Regions from separate parts of the Homo sapiens genome. Here region 2 is linked to region 1. A link is a contact called in ENCODE Hi-C or POLR2A ChIA-PET data. All regions are on one chromosome and are shown on one strand. Each heading gives the region's core, a stretch centred on a gene start or an enhancer-like site at or near the end of the contact. The rest is flanking DNA. Distances are from core to core; before and after follow the strand shown. Region 1 overlaps LOC124900191 (a long non-coding RNA gene). Region 2 holds the start of LHFPL2 (LHFPL tetraspan subfamily member 2).

Region 1 (5,273 bases), core at 1,313-3,812:
CCTAGCACATATATATATATATATGAATGAAATGGGCAAGAACTCAGTCTTTCCTAATGAGTGGCTAAGCTTGGAAGCCATAAGTTGGAGCTGTCTTTGGCCCCATTTTCTTCCAGCCAGGTGGAGAAAGACTACTGCTGCAAAAAAAGAACAAGGAATCTGGTCCCCAGTGATGTGACCAAACATAGGAAGGTGGGTGGTGTGTGTGTGTGTGTGTGTGGTTTTTGTTTGTCTTTTGCTTAAGCTAGAATAAGTTGGTTTTTGGAATTTGTACCTGGGAGAGTTTCTTCAGCACTTGTATAATAGAATGGGTCCAGGATGTAGAGTAAAAAATCCATGTTCAAATCCTAGAGCCACTTCTTATTAACTGTTTTAAAGATATCTCACTTGTCCACACCTCAATCTCATCTGTACAAGAATAATACCTATTCCTCAGAGTGCTTGTGAGGCTTAAATGAGTTATCTGCATGCAAGTGCCTTGTTTAATGATAAAATGTTGTCTAAATGTTAAACATAATTACTAATCCAAGCACCTTGCTCTTAAAAAAACAAAAAAAGTTCCCTTGTGCACCCTGCCAGTCAATCCACTCTCCCCCGGGGAACCACCACTCTGCCCCCTATCATCATAGATTGTTTCAGAAACCTAGATTTGAACCCCAGTGCTGCTCACTGTAACTGATGAATTTAAACCAAGTACCTTATTTCTCTGAGTTGCAGTTTTGTAAATGCAGTAAAATGGGTTGTTTTTTGTTTGTTTGTTTCATTTAAAGGCCAGGCTTAATGGCTCACGCTTGCAATCCCAGTGCTTCAGGAGGCTGAGGCGGGAGGGTGGCTTAAGCCCAGGAGTTTGAGGCTACAGTGAGCTATGATGGTGTGACAACACTTCAGCCTGGATGAGAGAGAAAGACCCTGTCTCTAAAAAATATTAAAATAAATAAACTTACATTGGAGGGTTGTTGCAAAGTATGCTAGGGTAGTAAGATAAGCTTTCTAATAAAGAGCCCTAACATGTAGCAAGCTAAGGAGCAAGCAGTTTATTTCTGTCACAAAACCACCCAGGATGGATGCTCTGGAATGGTGAGTGGCTTGGACACCAACTCTGATAAACAACTTGTGTTTTTTGTTTGTTCGTTTGTTTGTTTGTTTTTGAGATGGAGTCTAGCTCTGTTGCCTAGGCTGGAATACAGTGGCGTGATCTCTGCTCACTGCAACCTCCGCCTCCCAGGTTCAAGCAATTCTGCCTCAGCCTCCCGAGTAGCTGGGATTACAGGCGCCTGCCACCACACCCAGCTAATTTTTGTATTTTTAGTAGAGACGGGGTTTCACTGTGTTGGTGAGGCTGGTCTCAAACTCCTCACCTCATTTTCTGCGCACCTTGACCTCCCAAAGTGCTGGGATTACTACAAGCGTAAGCTACGAAGCCTGCCCAACTTGTGTTTTAAGACCACTCCATGTTCCACCAGCTCAGCTAACAGGAAAGGAGGAAGGAACATCAAAGAGGCAGCCTGCTTTCTAAAAGCTCTGGCTGGAGATTGGCAGGCCCTTGCTCAGCTTCCATTGGTGAAAGTGTGGTCACATGTCCTCACCTGGCTTCCAGGGTGACCGAGGAATGCAGTCCCAGGCTGGACAGCCATGTTCCAGCTACGACTCTTGGAAGAGGAGAACAGATTGTGGTGTAGAGCTACTGCATAAGGAGTAAATGAGAGAATGAGGGTAAAGAGCTTAGAATAGTCCCTGAAATGAGGTAGTAATCAAATATCAGCTGTGTTGATATTATGCATTCTCTCATGCAGTAGGAATTAGAAAAGAAAGCTTTTTCTCAAACTAGGCCACACAATGACTCTTTCAAGGAAAAATGTACTGATCTCATGATCGTATTCTGCCAGCTTCCTTGGCAGCTCTGAACGCATTTCTTAGCTCCTTTTCTCTAAAGGTCTCCATTCTTCTGCCCCAAAGAGCTTCTAAAATAATCCCTAGAGTGACAATCTTGAAAGACAGGCCATGGAGCAAGTTCAGCCTCATCTGCTGAAATGCCCCCTTATGAGATGAGCAAGAAGAGAAGACAATTAAAAGATGATAAATGGGCATCAGATTTGCTCCATTTCCCAGCCTAGTTTTGGCCTCACTATGAATTCATGCAGACCAGTGTGGAGACCCTGGGAGTTTTTTTCCTGTTAACCATGGCACTGACTACCTCCCATCCTGCTGGCAGACTTGTGGGGAGGGGGTGTGTGGTGGGCACCTGGCAAAAGAGGAGATCTGAGATTGATTGATGGGAAGCCTTCCAATGCCATAAATAATGCAGCCCTGAGTCCCATTAGCCATGGAAATTCGCAACAAGTAACTAATGAAGTCTTTAATTATGAAGCCTAGCTATTTAGTGTTCCAAGAAGGCACGGTTCCTAATAAATACTCTGGCAGAGGCCATAAGCAGGGGGTGGGCTGTGTTGTGTGGCTGGTCGAGTATATGAGAGACCACCCACAAGGCCGAGATGGCAGAGCAGCTGGAGTGTGGCTTGTTTGTGACCTCAGCAGATGGGCTGCCAAGGAAAAAAAGTTCCCGACTGCCCTTTTCCCTGCCCCTTACCCCGCCCTCTGGACCGCCCAGACGCGTGTGAGGAATTGGGCCATGGCTATGGCCAGCCCACCTGCACGCAGCTCATCCACAAACATTACCTGGCTCCTTAACGACTTGTTTTGAGCATTTCCACCAGTTAATTAATTTGCAGGTTCACCTGTTAGCTGTGAATAGGATGTGATTTCTTCCATCCTGCTTGTTACGGCTTCCAACTGTGACCATGTGCAAGCATTGCTTGGGGAAGAAAAAGTAGGAATGATTCTATCCTCTACATAGATTATGAAAAAAAAAATGGGGAAACCAGGAAGCACTTCTTATAAAAGTGCATTCAAGGTAGAGATGTCCGGTTTGGGGGGGCAAATGGATTCCCTAAGACTGTGTCCACAATACAACATAAAATGGAGGCAATTCTCCAGATCATTTGGGCTGAAATTATTTTACTGAAAGATCCAGAAAGTTGAAGCTGGGTTGCTTTTACATTTATTTTTTGTTTCTAGTCTGACTGGTCCAGAAAATTACCTCAATTTTCCAGCTCACTTCACTTGTCCGGCCAACTTACGGGGAACTCAGTTAATTGCTTTGTTCCTGACAAGGTTCAAATCTCAAGTCCAAGAAATGTGGCTTCTAGAGGCAGCCCTGGTGTGCTTGGGCCATCCCAACACTGCCTTCCCAATGACTGGAGGGCATCAGCGCTACATTGGGGTAGGTGATGGAGAGAATGCCATGTCATCTAAAAACTAAGAGCCATATAGACCCCACCATAGACTTCCAAGGGAATTATCAAAAGAAGGGAAGCCTATATTAGAAACTTTCAAAGCTCCTTCGGGTGGTATCCATGGAAACTAGAGGAAACAAAGGTAACAGGCCAGCCTTACTTCAGGTTGTGGAGGCGGCCCAGAGTGAGTCTGAGCTAATAAAGAATGCTCACTAAAGTTCCTGCACAATCTGTTGAGACACTTGCAAGCCTCGGAGCATTTTTTACTTTGGCCTGGAGCCCTCTGAATCTATTTAGCTGATGATTAATTGCAGGAAAGGTCCTGGGAAACAGATCAGGAATAGAAAGTGGTTTATATCAGAGTGATCATTAAAATTTGATCAAAAGCTAGACTTGGCTAGTTACATTTTGAAGGCATTTTCTGAGCAAGTTCTAAAAAGCAGTTCCCAGCCTTCCCCACCATGAACTCTCATTGAATTTCCAAGTAATGTTTTCGGGCAGTGCTACAAAATGGGTCAGAAAGAAGTGGAACAAAGCAGCTGAGTGGGTTGGGATCTTTTCAGGTGGTGATGTGGAGAGCAGAGCAAAAGAAGGGGTTTCAGGGATAAGGCAACTGGTGAAAAGCTTCAGAAGCATCCGCAGCAATGAGTATGATTGACTTCAATCTCTGTGTAGGAAAAAGTAGCATACAATCGATTTTGAACTTACATGTCACTTAGGTCTTATAAATTAGTAAGTCTGAAGGTTGGGATTAATAATATTTTCCCATAGCTGCAGTGCTACAAATCCTTAGTTTTAGGTGTCGCCTTAGATGACAGTTCTTCCAGAAGCCTCCCATCCATCCACCCAGGCTGCACCAAAGACTACCTCTCCTGGTGCCCCCAGCACCATATCTACCCAGGGTAACTTTATTGTACAGTTGTGAGTGTCTTTTTATATCTGCATCCCCTACTAGACTATAAGTTCATTTTGAGAGGACTTTTCAGCTCTAGCTCAGTGCTTAGTACTCATAAGTGTTTCATAAATATCTGCTGAATGAATGGAAAAATGAATAGTTGTTAAGTTTCCAGCTCTTCCAAAGAAATCTGTTTCAACAGGAGAAAAGTAAAACCCTAACTCTGATTTTTTATAGATGATATCTGTTATTCTCTGCTACCATCCTGACACAAGAATATACCCTACGTGACAATTCCTGATAGTTACATGGGTTCACACTGCTTCTGTCAGAAAAGGAATTTTGGCTTCCAATCAGGAACTCAGAACACCAAAACCATATTCATTCTGCTTCGATGCCTTTAATAAAGACAGTTGCTTTCTGCCTCCCCACCTGCTGTGGCTGGGAAAGAGGATTCTTTTCCTTTCTTTTCTGCTTATGCCCTTTCTACTTAGTATATAAAGAGGAGTATCTCCTAGGGGTTGCAGCAGAAAGGACTCGATACTCAAATTCATAAGCACAGTTCTTGTATCCCAGGGAACACCCATTAAGCAATGGATGTGTATCCTGGGAGCTGTCTGTCTGTCTCCCTCCCTCTCCCCCCCATATTAAAAAGGAGGAAAATAAATAGACCATTTTGAACTTTTATATTTCTCTTGTAATAAAATCATTAAGAATGCTCAGCTCAGTCTGTTCTTGCTCTGCACTCTCACAGCCAAAAAGAAGCAGCTATCCCCAGCCACTTTGAAAGCATCTACTACTTTTTATTTTTTTAACACTGTTTCCTTTGTGCATTCCTTAGCTTTGCTCTTGCCATCTTGCAATATACAAACACATCCCTTTCCATCTTGAGTTGCCATTTGATCAGGGAAGCTTTTGCCCTTAACTGTCTGGATTGTGGAGATTTTTAGCTACTTTATTGTTAGCTGATGTCCTTGGCAGCTGGAGTGAGGAGGTTTGAGGATAGCAAAAGTATAATAAGAAAGTAAATTATGTAGGTAAGAGGTAAAGACTGATCTGCCTTGAAGGCAACATCTATCCCATTC
Region 2 (5,389 bases), core at 2,065-4,564, 98 kb after region 1:
AAGTGTAATTTATCTGCTCTTTAGACCCAAGTTATCCCATCTGGGGATACATGTCTTGATTTTTGCCCAAAAATCTGCAAACACAGTTTTGAGAAAAATTAGTTTTATATTTTACAGGTAGTTCTCCTGTGAATTCCATAACACAGAGTATTAAATGGCTATAATTGCCCTAATTTACATGTCCCAATAGTAGTTTACTGTGTCAGACACTGGGGAAGATACAAAGACGTAAGTAAGGCTCAACCCTAGTCTTCAATAGATTAAAATATACATGCATCAATTCAAGCTACACACATATGAAACATATATCCTGAATAATACAAACCATCTGGTGATGTGTGTTCAAGTCTCCACAACCCATGAGGGCAGACATTTTTGCATTTCTTTTTGTTCACTGATGTATCCCCAGTACCTAGAACAGCCAGTCCCTGGCATATAGTAAGTGCTCAGTAAATGTGTGGGATGAAGTATAGTCTACTTTTTTTTTTTTTTTTTTTTTTTTGCCGGACTCTCTCTCTGTTACCCAGGCTGGAATACAGTAGTATGATCTCAGCTCACTGCAACCTCCACCTCCTGGGTTCAAGCAATTCTCCTGCCTCAGCCTCCTGAGTAGCTGGGATTGCAGGTGCCCACCACCATGCCCAGCTAATTTTTGTATTTTTTTTTTTTTTTTTTGAGGTGGTGTCTTGCTCTGTCGCCAGGCTGGAGTGCAGTGGCGTGATCTCTGCTCACTGCAACTTTGCCTCCTGAGTTCAAGCGATTCTCCTGCCTCAGCCTCCCGAATAGCTGGAACTACAGGCGTGCGCCACTATGCCCAGCTAATTTTTGTATTTTTAGTAGAGATGGGATTTTACCGTGTTGGCCAGGATGGTCTTGATCTCTTGACCTCATGACCCGCCTGCGTCGGCCTCCCAAAGTGCTGGGATTACAGGCGTGAGCCACTGTGCCTGGCCTAATTTTTGTATTTTTAGTAGAGACAGGGTTTTACCATGTTGGCCAGGCTGGTCTTGAACTCCTGACCTCAGGTGATCCGCCTGTCTCGACCTCCCAAAGTGCTGGGATTACAGGCGTGAGCCACCATGTCCAGCCTTAGTCTACTTTTTAAACATAGAATTAAGTACAGTGTACTCTGTTATCAAGGCTGTTTCTGTAATGAGAGCATGGATAACACAAACTAACTCATTAGTTATTAGATATTAGTAAAATGGGTGGAGTTGTGTTGGTTCATATTCAAGGGTTCCCAGCACTTTAATGTTTCTGCACCACCAAGTAACTACAGCTGCAAAACACAGCAGGGTGCATCTAGTTACAGAGAACACAGGGTGCTGTAGGCCCATTTCACCCTACATTCTTTCTCTTGGATTGATTTGGCCTTGACCTCTCTACCTTGGAAGGATTTGTGGGATGTGGGTTGGGGGACAGGACAGAGAGTTCTCCTCTTATTTGTACATTTTGTGTTTATCTCAAGTCAGCAGCCTCAAACAACTCCCCTTCAACAGTTATCTTCATCTTTTTATAAAAGTAAAGTCGTATATTTACATGTACTATAGTATTTATTAGGAATTTAACACAGTTCATTAGCTCTACTGGTATTTTTTTTGGAATGGTTAGTTTTTGTTAGTGCTGTGGTTACAATGTTACATAGATTCTGAGTCATTTTCTAACCCTACTTTCCCCACAAGCCCTGTTATTTCTAGTGTGTGATTTCACAAAATGGAAAGAGCACATATATCCTTTTAGAGCAAAAATGTGGTACTGCAAACTTCATTTTCAATGAAGATAAGTGGAATTTGGCTGCGGGAGAAGATGAAAGAGAGCATTCCAGCTCTGGGAAGAGCATCAGCAACTCTCGTGTAGATACAGGCATGGATCTTTCTCGGGGGGAGGGGAGGATCCCCATCTAAAGAGAGTCCCAGGCTCTGAGAAGTGCGTATGGAGGTGCAGTTGTTGTATGGTTTTGAACTGATGATTTTTAAGGAATTCAGAATGTTCTCTGGCAAAGTGCCTCAGAAAGCTTCTAGAACAGGAAGTGGCCTGCCTGAGGGGTATTCTAGAGCCATTCACCTGTAGGCCTGCGCATATGGATGCAAGTGTAGAGAGGACCCCAGCAGAGAACCGGTAGGAGGCCGCTCACGCCATCCAGTGCCAGATAGCGAGAACCAGAAAGGCGGCAGTGGGCTTGAAAGGACATGGCACCTGGAAAGGCATTAAAAATGAAGAACTAATGGGACTGGCTACCGGGAGTGGAGGAGCGAGGCCCAAAATTGACTGCTAATCTGAATCTGGGCGACTGGTGGATAGAGGTGTCCCAGACAAGGGGCTGAGAAACTGGGAATGGGAGCATTTGACTGGGCGGGGGGCGGGGGGGTGGCGAGGGGTGGAATACAAGATGGGTTTGCCTAGAGAGGTGCCACGTCCTAACAGTTCAATCACAAACAATACTGGCACCTGAATTCATGGCCATTTAACTCTGTTCTTTGCTCCCAGCCCTGGGGGCGGAGCTGGGGAGTTAAAGCATCCCCTCTCTGGACAAGAATGCCTTTTCAGGCTGTTCCTAAAGCGCCTCCGAAAATCATCCTGAAACCGTAATTTTGAGGGCAGGGAAGCTGAGGACACCAAGCATTCTATTTAGGAATAATCTTTGTGACTGTTGGAATTGAGTTTCCACACCTAGATATTCAGAGGGCACGGGAACTTATGTCCGGAGCCTCCTCTCCGGAAGAGGGCGGCGAGGATGGGGGTCCAGGCGCCCCTTGGCCCCTTTCCCGTTTCGGACTCTCCGGGGTCACCAGACGGCCGTTCTTTCCGCTTGGGCCCGGGTCTGGGGGAACTGCTCCTAGCGCCCCGGGGCCCGCTCTCCGCCGGAGCAGCCTGGCCTCTCTCCCCCGGCTCCGTCAGCGCCGCTCTCCGCCTCCGGCCCTCCCGGCAGGGCTGCTCGAAGCTGCTCCGGGAGCTTCCCCGGTGCGGCCCGGAGGAACCTCGCAGGACCCCGGGAGACGCCGCCGCCGCTGCCCGGCGGGCTCAGGGACCGGTTCCCAGGCCCCCACACCCCCTCTCGGGGATCCCCTGTCGCCGACTCCCTCCCGGACCCGCAGGACACTCCCCTCCGGAGGCCGGGCCTGGTCCGCCCGCCCGCCGCCCCCGTCCCGCCCCGCGCGCCGCGCCGGGAGCCCCGAGCCCGACCCCTCCCCCGGACGCCCGGCCCGCTCGCGGGACGGAGGCGGCGATGGTGACTGGGCAGCGGCGCGGGGCCGGGGCCTGGGCAGGGCGGCTCGGCCGCCTCTTTCTCTCGCTGCCCCCGCCCCTCCTCCTCCTCCCTCTCCCCGAGTGCTAGCCCGGGCGGCCGCCGAGCTTGGCGCTCTCTCGCCTCGCTGCCTCCTCCCCCGCGCCGCGGACCCTCTCCCCTCCCTTGCGTTGCCCCCCTCTCCCGCCGCCTCCTCCCGCTCTCCTCTCGCTCTCCTCCCGCCTCCTTCTTCCAGGCGCGGCCAGCGGGGGCAAGAGCGAGGTGGCTGCGAGGAGGCGTCACTGAAAGCCCTGACTTGGGGAAGGCTGCGGGCTCGGAGCCGGAGACGCCGAGCTGGGGCCGGGTGAGTGGCAGGCGTCGGGCCCGCGCGCGCTGCGGGAGGGGAGAGCCGGTGGGCCCGGCCAGGTGGGCGCCCCGCGCGGGCGCATGGGGAGCCGTTGCGGCCGGCCGAGCCCTGGCTGCTTGAGCCGCGGCTGGCGCGGGAACTTCGCTTCGGCGCCCTGGGAGACCGCGCCGAGCGGTCGGAGGTGCTGCGGGATGGGCGTTGGGTGCTGGGAATGGGAAGGGAACAGCTGCTTCTCAGCGCCGCCGGCGGCCGCAGAAGTGGAAAAAAGTTGTGCCGGGAACAGCGTCTCCTCGGGAAGCCGGCGCGAGCCCTGCTCTCTGGGCGTCGCTGGCGGGCTTCGGACGGCGGCGCGTGGGTCCCAGGCGCAGCTGGGCGCCGGGTTCCAGCGCGCCTGGCACCGCTCCCTGGGGGCCGCCCCGTGGTCGCCCCTGCTGTCCCTGGTCCGTGGCGTGTGGGTCACTCTGGCCACAGACGTCAGCTGCTTCTCAAATCTGGACTGCATTTTTGTGGGCAGCTCAGTGATTTGGGGTGCGGGCTGGAAGAGGTGGGCGTGGAGTGGGGAAGACCGCATCTGGGATGGGCGGCTTGAGCCCACGGGCTGGGCAAAGGACTGGGGAGACTCTGCGTGTGTTTCTGGATGTTTTTAGGCACACAGTTTTTTTTTTTCTTTTCCCTTCCATTCAGCGGCCCAGTGTTCTTCGAACTTAGAAAAGCAAAGGATTTTCTTCAATCCCGTTCGACTTTTCTGTTATTTCAGGATGGTCATGAGTTCCATGAAAGTCCATGTGCTTGTTTCAATGGGAGCAACACCAGAGTAAAGACAAAGTCCTATCCCCACCCCCGTCCTCGCCTCCACCCGGGCCATTTCCTGTATGTCCCATTTTCTCTGTTGTGATTGTGCGAGTGTGTTTGTGCATGTAGGTTACCATCGGTGGGTGACCTACGTGGAAAGGAGAACTCTTTGAAATTGCAACGCGGCCGCTATGGAAAGTGTGTGCTGGAGCCGAGGGAGGAAAGATTCCGGCGAGCCAGAGCTGTTAGAGGCTCACCCCAGAGAGGTAAACCGGAGTAACTGAGCTTGAAGGGACATTTATAACCTGCACATTGCTTTTGCCTTACCCCTTGGCCAGAGAGCTCCACTCCTGCTAGGTTTAAGAGAGGATCAGATACTGACTTCTTTGATGTTGACTTTTGCTGGTATTCCTGATTCTTTCCTACTGGTTCTCTTTTAGAAACTACTCCTTTTTAAATTTAAGAGATAGAGAACACATGTTCGCGGGAAGAGGAAATGTTTTTTAAGATAGGAAAGAGAAATAGAATCCAAGAGTCTCATTTCTTTTTGCTGTCATACTGTGATAAGCTTATTGATCTGTTAGAAATCTGATTCTGATTTTGAAGTAATATCAGATAAAACACTATCTTATAATAGTATTTTTCTCTAAGTGGTCACATGGAGAGCAGACTGTGGCTTCTTGTGGTTTGCAAAGGGTGCAGCAAACATTTTATATCAGGAAAAAGACATTGTGTGTTGTAGGAGAGGGGGATGGGGAGGGGCAGTCATTTGTCTTCAGAGCAGCCTAATTAGGAAGAATAATTACACTGCAAATGAACATTGTTGAATATAAATTGAGTCATGATATGTGAACCAGTCATTTGTCTATAGGAAGGAAGAAGGATTTTTGTAGATGAGAACAAAGCAGTGCCTTCTGGAAGAAGTAATGTATGCTGTTCACCGTATGCATGGGCTCGGTGTTGATGGCACCCAGTGTTTGGGCAGGGAGGAAAAGTCCATAGTAGGA

Evidence for each region. A loop is a pair of places that touch in the nucleus more often than their neighbours do. ChIA-PET counts read pairs that join two places held with the same protein, here RNA polymerase II (POLR2A). Pooled maps may share reads with other maps.
Region 2: a loop to region 1 is called in a map of ascending aorta, with 5 times the contacts of the local background. The contact joins the promoter of LHFPL2 here to the enhancer-like site in region 1. A Hi-C loop is called at or near these places in 6 of 168 maps with a recorded cell type or tissue (GM12878, HepG2, IMR-90 and 3 more), 34 of 37 single-sample maps with no recorded cell type and 11 of 50 pooled maps. POLR2A ChIA-PET finds 5 or more read pairs at or near these places in 8 of 52 experiments (AG04450, B cell, GM12878 and 5 more).

What each region holds. Positions count from the first base shown.
Region 1 is chr5:78,744,445-78,749,717 of GRCh38, reverse strand. All of the region lies in intron 3 of LOC124900191 (a long non-coding RNA gene), which reads left to right. Among named protein-coding and RNA genes, the nearest start is that of LHFPL2, 98 kb to the right of the region's middle. Within about 2 kb of position 2,562, at least 5 of the 41 ENCODE cell types and tissues checked have a DNase peak (open chromatin) inside an H3K27ac peak, as active enhancers do; they include ascending aorta, where a contact is called at or near this core.
Region 2 is chr5:78,646,697-78,652,085 of GRCh38, reverse strand. LHFPL2 (LHFPL tetraspan subfamily member 2) reads left to right here and starts at 3,314. Exons shown (of 5, transcript NM_005779.3): 1 at 3,314-3,587. RefSeq lists silencers at 2,776-3,715, 4,006-4,065.